Regions from separate parts of the Homo sapiens genome. Here region 2 is linked to region 1. Evidence: read pairs that join two places in POLR2A ChIA-PET (ENCODE). Cell type or tissue: GM12878. All regions are shown on one strand. Each heading gives the region's core, and the rest is flanking DNA. Links, peaks and the distances in the headings are about the cores only. Region 1 overlaps ITPR1 (inositol 1,4,5-trisphosphate receptor type 1). Region 2 overlaps BHLHE40 (basic helix-loop-helix family member e40).

Evidence for each region. Peaks named below come from ENCODE experiments on the same cell type or tissue, not always from the same donor. Only the 100,000 strongest peaks of a DNase experiment are listed, where the experiment ranks them.
Region 2: POLR2A ChIA-PET joins it to region 1 with 7 read pairs; 19 of 35 experiments call an interaction of 5 or more read pairs at or near these places.

The regions. Positions count from the first base shown.
Region 1 is chr3:4,844,777-4,847,695 of GRCh38, forward strand. ITPR1 (inositol 1,4,5-trisphosphate receptor type 1) reads left to right here. Exons shown (of 62, transcript NM_001378452.1): 62 at 1,363-2,730. The coding sequence ends at 1,449. All of the region lies in intron 2 of LOC124906209 (a long non-coding RNA gene), which reads right to left. Among named protein-coding and RNA genes, the nearest start is that of EGOT, 95 kb to the left of the region's middle. In GM12878, for the core only: no CTCF peak of the experiment used is centred there; a DNase peak (open chromatin) is centred at 1,285; H3K27ac peaks cover 1,144 bases.
Region 2 is chr3:4,982,356-4,985,250 of GRCh38, forward strand. BHLHE40 (basic helix-loop-helix family member e40) reads left to right here. Exons shown (of 5, transcript NM_003670.3): 5 at 481-2,895. The coding sequence ends at 1,337. Among named protein-coding and RNA genes, the nearest start is that of BHLHE40-AS1, 3.8 kb to the left of the region's middle. RefSeq lists enhancers at 395-954, 955-1,514, 1,375-1,424, 1,605-1,784, 2,215-2,274 and 1 more. In GM12878, for the core only: no CTCF peak of the experiment used is centred there; a DNase peak (open chromatin) is centred at 1,956; H3K4me3 peaks cover 2,156 bases; H3K27ac peaks cover 2,500 bases.

The DNA of each region.
Region 1 (2,919 bases), core at 138-2,637:
TGGAAATACTAAGTCCTTGTAAGTCTTCTCATCTAAATTATAACAGAGAAAGCATCTCCACAGGAGCCTAAAAATAGTATTTTGATTTGAGAGGATAATGCTAGTTTTGAAGAAGAAAAAATAACCACATTGAAATTGAACCTAGGTAAATTAGTCTTGTTTTATGTTCTCTCCAGATATTTTGTACCAAAAATGAGTTCATGTGAAAAGTGAGATTAAGTGTCACATCTACTATGTGACAGATGCTATGCTAATAAATTTGCGTATAACCTCGCAATTCTCCACCAATCAGCTAGGAATTATCATCCTGATTGTATGGATGAGAAAACAGACTTTGATAAGTTAAATGACAAAACCATAAGAAACTAGATCTGATTCCAAAGCCTTTATTCTTTTTACCCTAATTCCTCTACAATTTTAGGAAGCTAAAAACATAGGAGTAGGACCTTAACCCACTTGCAGACAACAATTTTCTTGAATATATATTCCGTATAGCCTTTTTATCTCAGTTGACTTGAATGCTCACCCTAAAATCCAAAACTAAGACTAACTGGGTTAAGGAAAATCTTAATACAGAGACAGAAGTAAGTATGCCCTAAAATACCTAGAACAGGTCTAGAGACCCATCAACATGAGAATATATTTAGTTCAGCAACCAAATGAATAGAATCGGCTTCTTGTTTGGGATTTTGAAAGTACTTTTTCATTTGAACTAGTCTTAGGCAATGGTCTCGCCTGACCTTCAGCGAGCCTCAGTGTCTACTGGGTGGCAAGAAATAGATACCGTGAATGGTCACAGCATTATTTACAGCATTTAATCATTCTGGACCTCAAAGAGATTTGAGAACATTTCTCATTTTCCTAGTTATGGTAGGTAATTTTTTTTTTCTCTAACCAACTACTCAAGAGTCATTGAAGAGAAAAATCAGGACCCACTGAAAGTGTGGACACGAACCCTCCCTCTCAAACCTAGGATTCTAAACACTGCTTTTCTTGTTAGTATGGCGTGTTGTTACTATCGTACAAAGCCACCATTTTCCAATGAGTCTTCAAATCATTTGGAAGTGCATTTGGGAAACAAGAAAGAATCCTGTGCTTTTATTGTTTTTTGTTTCTTTATGAAACAAGTGGCAAGCAATACTTCTGAATGTTACATTGCATGACTAGGTCACAGAATTTCCCATTCTGCCTAAGAAGATGCCTTTTTTGAAGTGCTGTGTGTTTGATATAGCGATGGTACACTATTTGTAGAAAGTGGGTTTCAGTATAAACCATAACCACAGAGGTAAATCTATGGTTCAGTATGCGATTTGACGTACAGGAAGTATCTGGGTCTAATGATGAAACTTTTTAACTTTCCAGATGACAGAACAAAGGAAGCAGAAACAAAGAATTGGTCTTCTAGGACATCCTCCTCACATGAATGTCAACCCACAACAACCAGCATAAGCAAATGAAAGAAAGGAATTGTATTTACCTTTTATAATTATTATTAGTGTGGGTATGGCTAATGAGTTCTGATTCACCCACGAAGGTTACATTTATGCTGAATACATTTGTAAATACTCAGTTTTATACTGTATGTATATGATTGCTACTCTAAAGGTTTGGATATATGTATTGTAATTAGAATTGTTGGCATGATGACATTTCATTTGTGCCAAAAATATTAAAAATGCCTTTTTTGGAAGGACTAACAGAAAGCACCTGATTTGCACTTGAACCAGATTATAGATTTAAAAGTATATGACATGTATTTTGTATTTAAAACTAGAATAGCCAGTATTTATGTTTTTTATAAAACTGTGCAATACGAATTATGCAATCACAATACATTTGTAGCTCCCGAGTGTCCTAAAGGGAGTGCACTTCTTTGAAGCTGGTGTGTTAATACTATGTAATAAATGGTTAACTTTCAAATGATGCTGCTGCCAAAATTATATTAATAGTGAGTTTCAGGCCCCTGGGCATTTTGTACCATGTAATTATCCTCTGGTGATGCTGTTTCTCGTTAGTGGCAGTAGTGCCTCCGTCTCCTAGTGATAATGCTCCAAGTCTATGAACTGTTAAATCAGCATTCATTTTAAGAAAAGCAACTTTAGTTTCAAAGATACTTTTAAGCTTCTAAATTGATCATTTAAACTATTTCTTTAAATAAGAGAGCCAAATTAGAGGCTCATACTTTAGCTTGTGAAGAAGATAATGAATTTTTTAAAGGGAACTTTCTATGCAATGTTCAGGATAAATGCATACTGCTGGCCAATCAGTGTCATCTCCTGGGTAAATTTTGATGTCGCATTATAAAGACATGCATAATTGATGGTTTCTAGATTATCTAGTCCAAACAATAGAGTTTATTTTTTCTTCATCTGAACCAACATGCTACAGTAGCTAAGAAGTATTAAAACTATATACATCCATATAAAGATGAAATATGAACTATCTCATTAGAAGTCATAGTTGACCACAGACATGTTATTCTTCTGAAAGAGCCACATTTTGGTTTTATTTCTTGTCACATGATTTCTTTTCTTGATGGATGAAAAATATGAAAGGAAACTTTTATATCTGTTGCCTAGTTTTGTACATGGATCTCATTTTACAAGAGAATCTCTCTGCAAAAAAAAAAAAAACAGTTTAAAAATGCATTGAAAGCAGAGTTCTGAAATGAGTAAAGTTTGTAAATGCATATATAAAAATATTTAATAAATGATGCAGAATATACAGTGACTGGTTGGTGGCTTTCATTTGGCATTTGTGACTTAACTGCTATTCCATTTATGTACTTTCTTTAGGATCAGTTTGAAGTACAGTCGGTTTGATTACCAGGTTAATTCAGAAAATGTTTACCTGATTATTTAAAAAAACACTTGCTGTTGTTATGACAGCTCTGAGGAGAATTATTAGAACAAACATTGG
Region 2 (2,895 bases), core at 396-2,895, 140 kb after region 1:
TGAAAATAAGTTTACTTTAGGTGATTGTTGTTTCTTCATTCTTTTCCTCATTTTATAACTATCCAGCCTCTGCCCATTTTGCCACGGTGCAATGTTGTATGCATTGACTCTTAGGTTTATAAATACATCAGAATGTTCTTTGCTGCCTCGCTTACATGGAAAACTCACAAACCACCTATACAATCCAAAAGAGGGGAAACAGCTCATCTCATATTAATTATGGTCCATTTCCATGATAGGATATTATGCAACCATTAAAAATCATATTTTATCTGAGTGTTAGTATATGGATTATTTTAATTATTTATACTTTTCAGTGTAATTCTTCTCTGAGCATACTACTTTTGGAGTTAGGAACACAAATCAGTAAATGCATTTTTTTTTTTAACAAAAACTAAAGCACCTGGTTTTTTGGAGTATAGTTTCCAGGTGCGCCACAGGCCTTCTGAAACGTTTTCCTTCGGATTTTTCTTTCCCCAGGTGAGCTGTCAGGGAGAAATGTCGAAACAGGTCAAGAGATGTTCTGCTCAGGTTTCCAGACATGTGCCCGGGAGGTGCTTCAGTATCTGGCCAAGCACGAGAACACTCGGGACCTGAAGTCTTCGCAGCTTGTCACCCACCTCCACCGGGTGGTCTCGGAGCTGCTGCAGGGTGGTACCTCCAGGAAGCCATCAGACCCAGCTCCCAAAGTGATGGACTTCAAGGAAAAACCCAGCTCTCCGGCCAAAGGTTCGGAAGGTCCTGGGAAAAACTGCGTGCCAGTCATCCAGCGGACTTTCGCTCACTCGAGTGGGGAGCAGAGCGGCAGCGACACGGACACAGACAGTGGCTATGGAGGAGAATCGGAGAAGGGCGACTTGCGCAGTGAGCAGCCGTGCTTCAAAAGTGACCACGGACGCAGGTTCACGATGGGAGAAAGGATCGGCGCAATTAAGCAAGAGTCCGAAGAACCCCCCACAAAAAAGAACCGGATGCAGCTTTCGGATGATGAAGGCCATTTCACTAGCAGTGACCTGATCAGCTCCCCGTTCCTGGGCCCACACCCACACCAGCCTCCTTTCTGCCTGCCCTTCTACCTGATCCCACCTTCAGCGACTGCCTACCTGCCCATGCTGGAGAAGTGCTGGTATCCCACCTCAGTGCCAGTGCTATACCCAGGCCTCAACGCCTCTGCCGCAGCCCTCTCTAGCTTCATGAACCCAGACAAGATCTCGGCTCCCTTGCTCATGCCCCAGAGACTCCCTTCTCCCTTGCCAGCTCATCCGTCCGTCGACTCTTCTGTCTTGCTCCAAGCTCTGAAGCCAATCCCCCCTTTAAACTTAGAAACCAAAGACTAAACTCTCTAGGGGATCCTGCTGCTTTGCTTTCCTTCCTCGCTACTTCCTAAAAAGCAACAAAAAAGTTTTTGTGAATGCTGCAAGATTGTTGCATTGTGTATACTGAGATAATCTGAGGCATGGAGAGCAGATTCAGGGTGTGTGTGTGTGTGTGTGTGTGTGTATGTGCGTGTGCGTGCACATGTGTGCCTGCGTGTTGGTATAGGACTTTAAAGCTCCTTTTGGCATAGGGAAGTCACGAAGGATTGCTTGACATCAGGAGACTTGGGGGGGATTGTAGCAGACGTCTGGGCTTTTCCCCACCCAGAGAATAGCCCCCTTCGATACACATCAGCTGGATTTTCAAAAGCTTCAAAGTCTTGGTCTGTGAGTCACTCTTCAGTTTGGGAGCTGGGTCTGTGGCTTTGATCAGAAGGTACTTTCAAAAGAGGGCTTTCCAGGGCTCAGCTCCCAACCAGCTGTTAGGACCCCACCCTTTTGCCTTTATTGTCGACGTGACTCACCAGACGTCGGGGAGAGAGAGCAGTCAGACCGAGCTTTCTGCTAACATGGGGAGGTAGCAGGCACTGGCATAGCACGGTAGTGGTTTGGGGAGGTTTCCGCAGGTCTGCTCCCCACCCCTGCCTCGGAAGAATAAAGAGAATGTAGTTCCCTACTCAGGCTTTCGTAGTGATTAGCTTACTAAGGAACTGAAAATGGGCCCCTTGTACAAGCTGAGCTGCCCCGGAGGGAGGGAGGAGTTCCCTGGGCTTCTGGCACCTGTTTCTAGGCCTAACCATTAGTACTTACTGTGCAGGGAACCAAACCAAGGTCTGAGAAATGCGGACACCCCGAGCGAGCACCCCAAAGTGCACAAAGCTGAGTAAAAAGCTGCCCCCTTCAAACAGAACTAGACTCAGTTTTCAATTCCATCCTAAAACTCCTTTTAACCAAGCTTAGCTTCTCAAAGGCCTAACCAAGCCTTGGCACCGCCAGATCCTTTCTGTAGGCTAATTCCTCTTGCCCAACGGCATATGGAGTGTCCTTATTGCTAAAAAGGATTCCGTCTCCTTCAAAGAAGTTTTATTTTTGGTCCAGAGTACTTGTTTTCCCGATGTGTCCAGCCAGCTCCGCAGCAGCTTTTCAAAATGCACTATGCCTGATTGCTGATCGTGTTTTAACTTTTTCTTTTCCTGTTTTTATTTTGGTATTAAGTCGTTGCCTTTATTTGTAAAGCTGTTATAAATATATATTATATAAATATATTAAAAAGGAAAATGTTTCAGATGTTTATTTGTATAATTACTTGATTCACACAGTGAGAAAAAATGAATGTATTCCTGTTTTTGAAGAGAAGAATAATTTTTTTTTTCTCTAGGGAGAGGTACAGTGTTTATATTTTGGAGCCTTCCTGAAGGTGTAAAATTGTAAATATTTTTATCTATGAGTAAATGTTAAGTAGTTGTTTTAAAATACTTAATAAAATAATTCTTTTCCTGTGGAAGAGAAAGATGGTCTCCTGAGTTTTTTAAAATAGCTCACTTGGTGTGATATGGCTGACTCCCATGTCCTTCTTTCT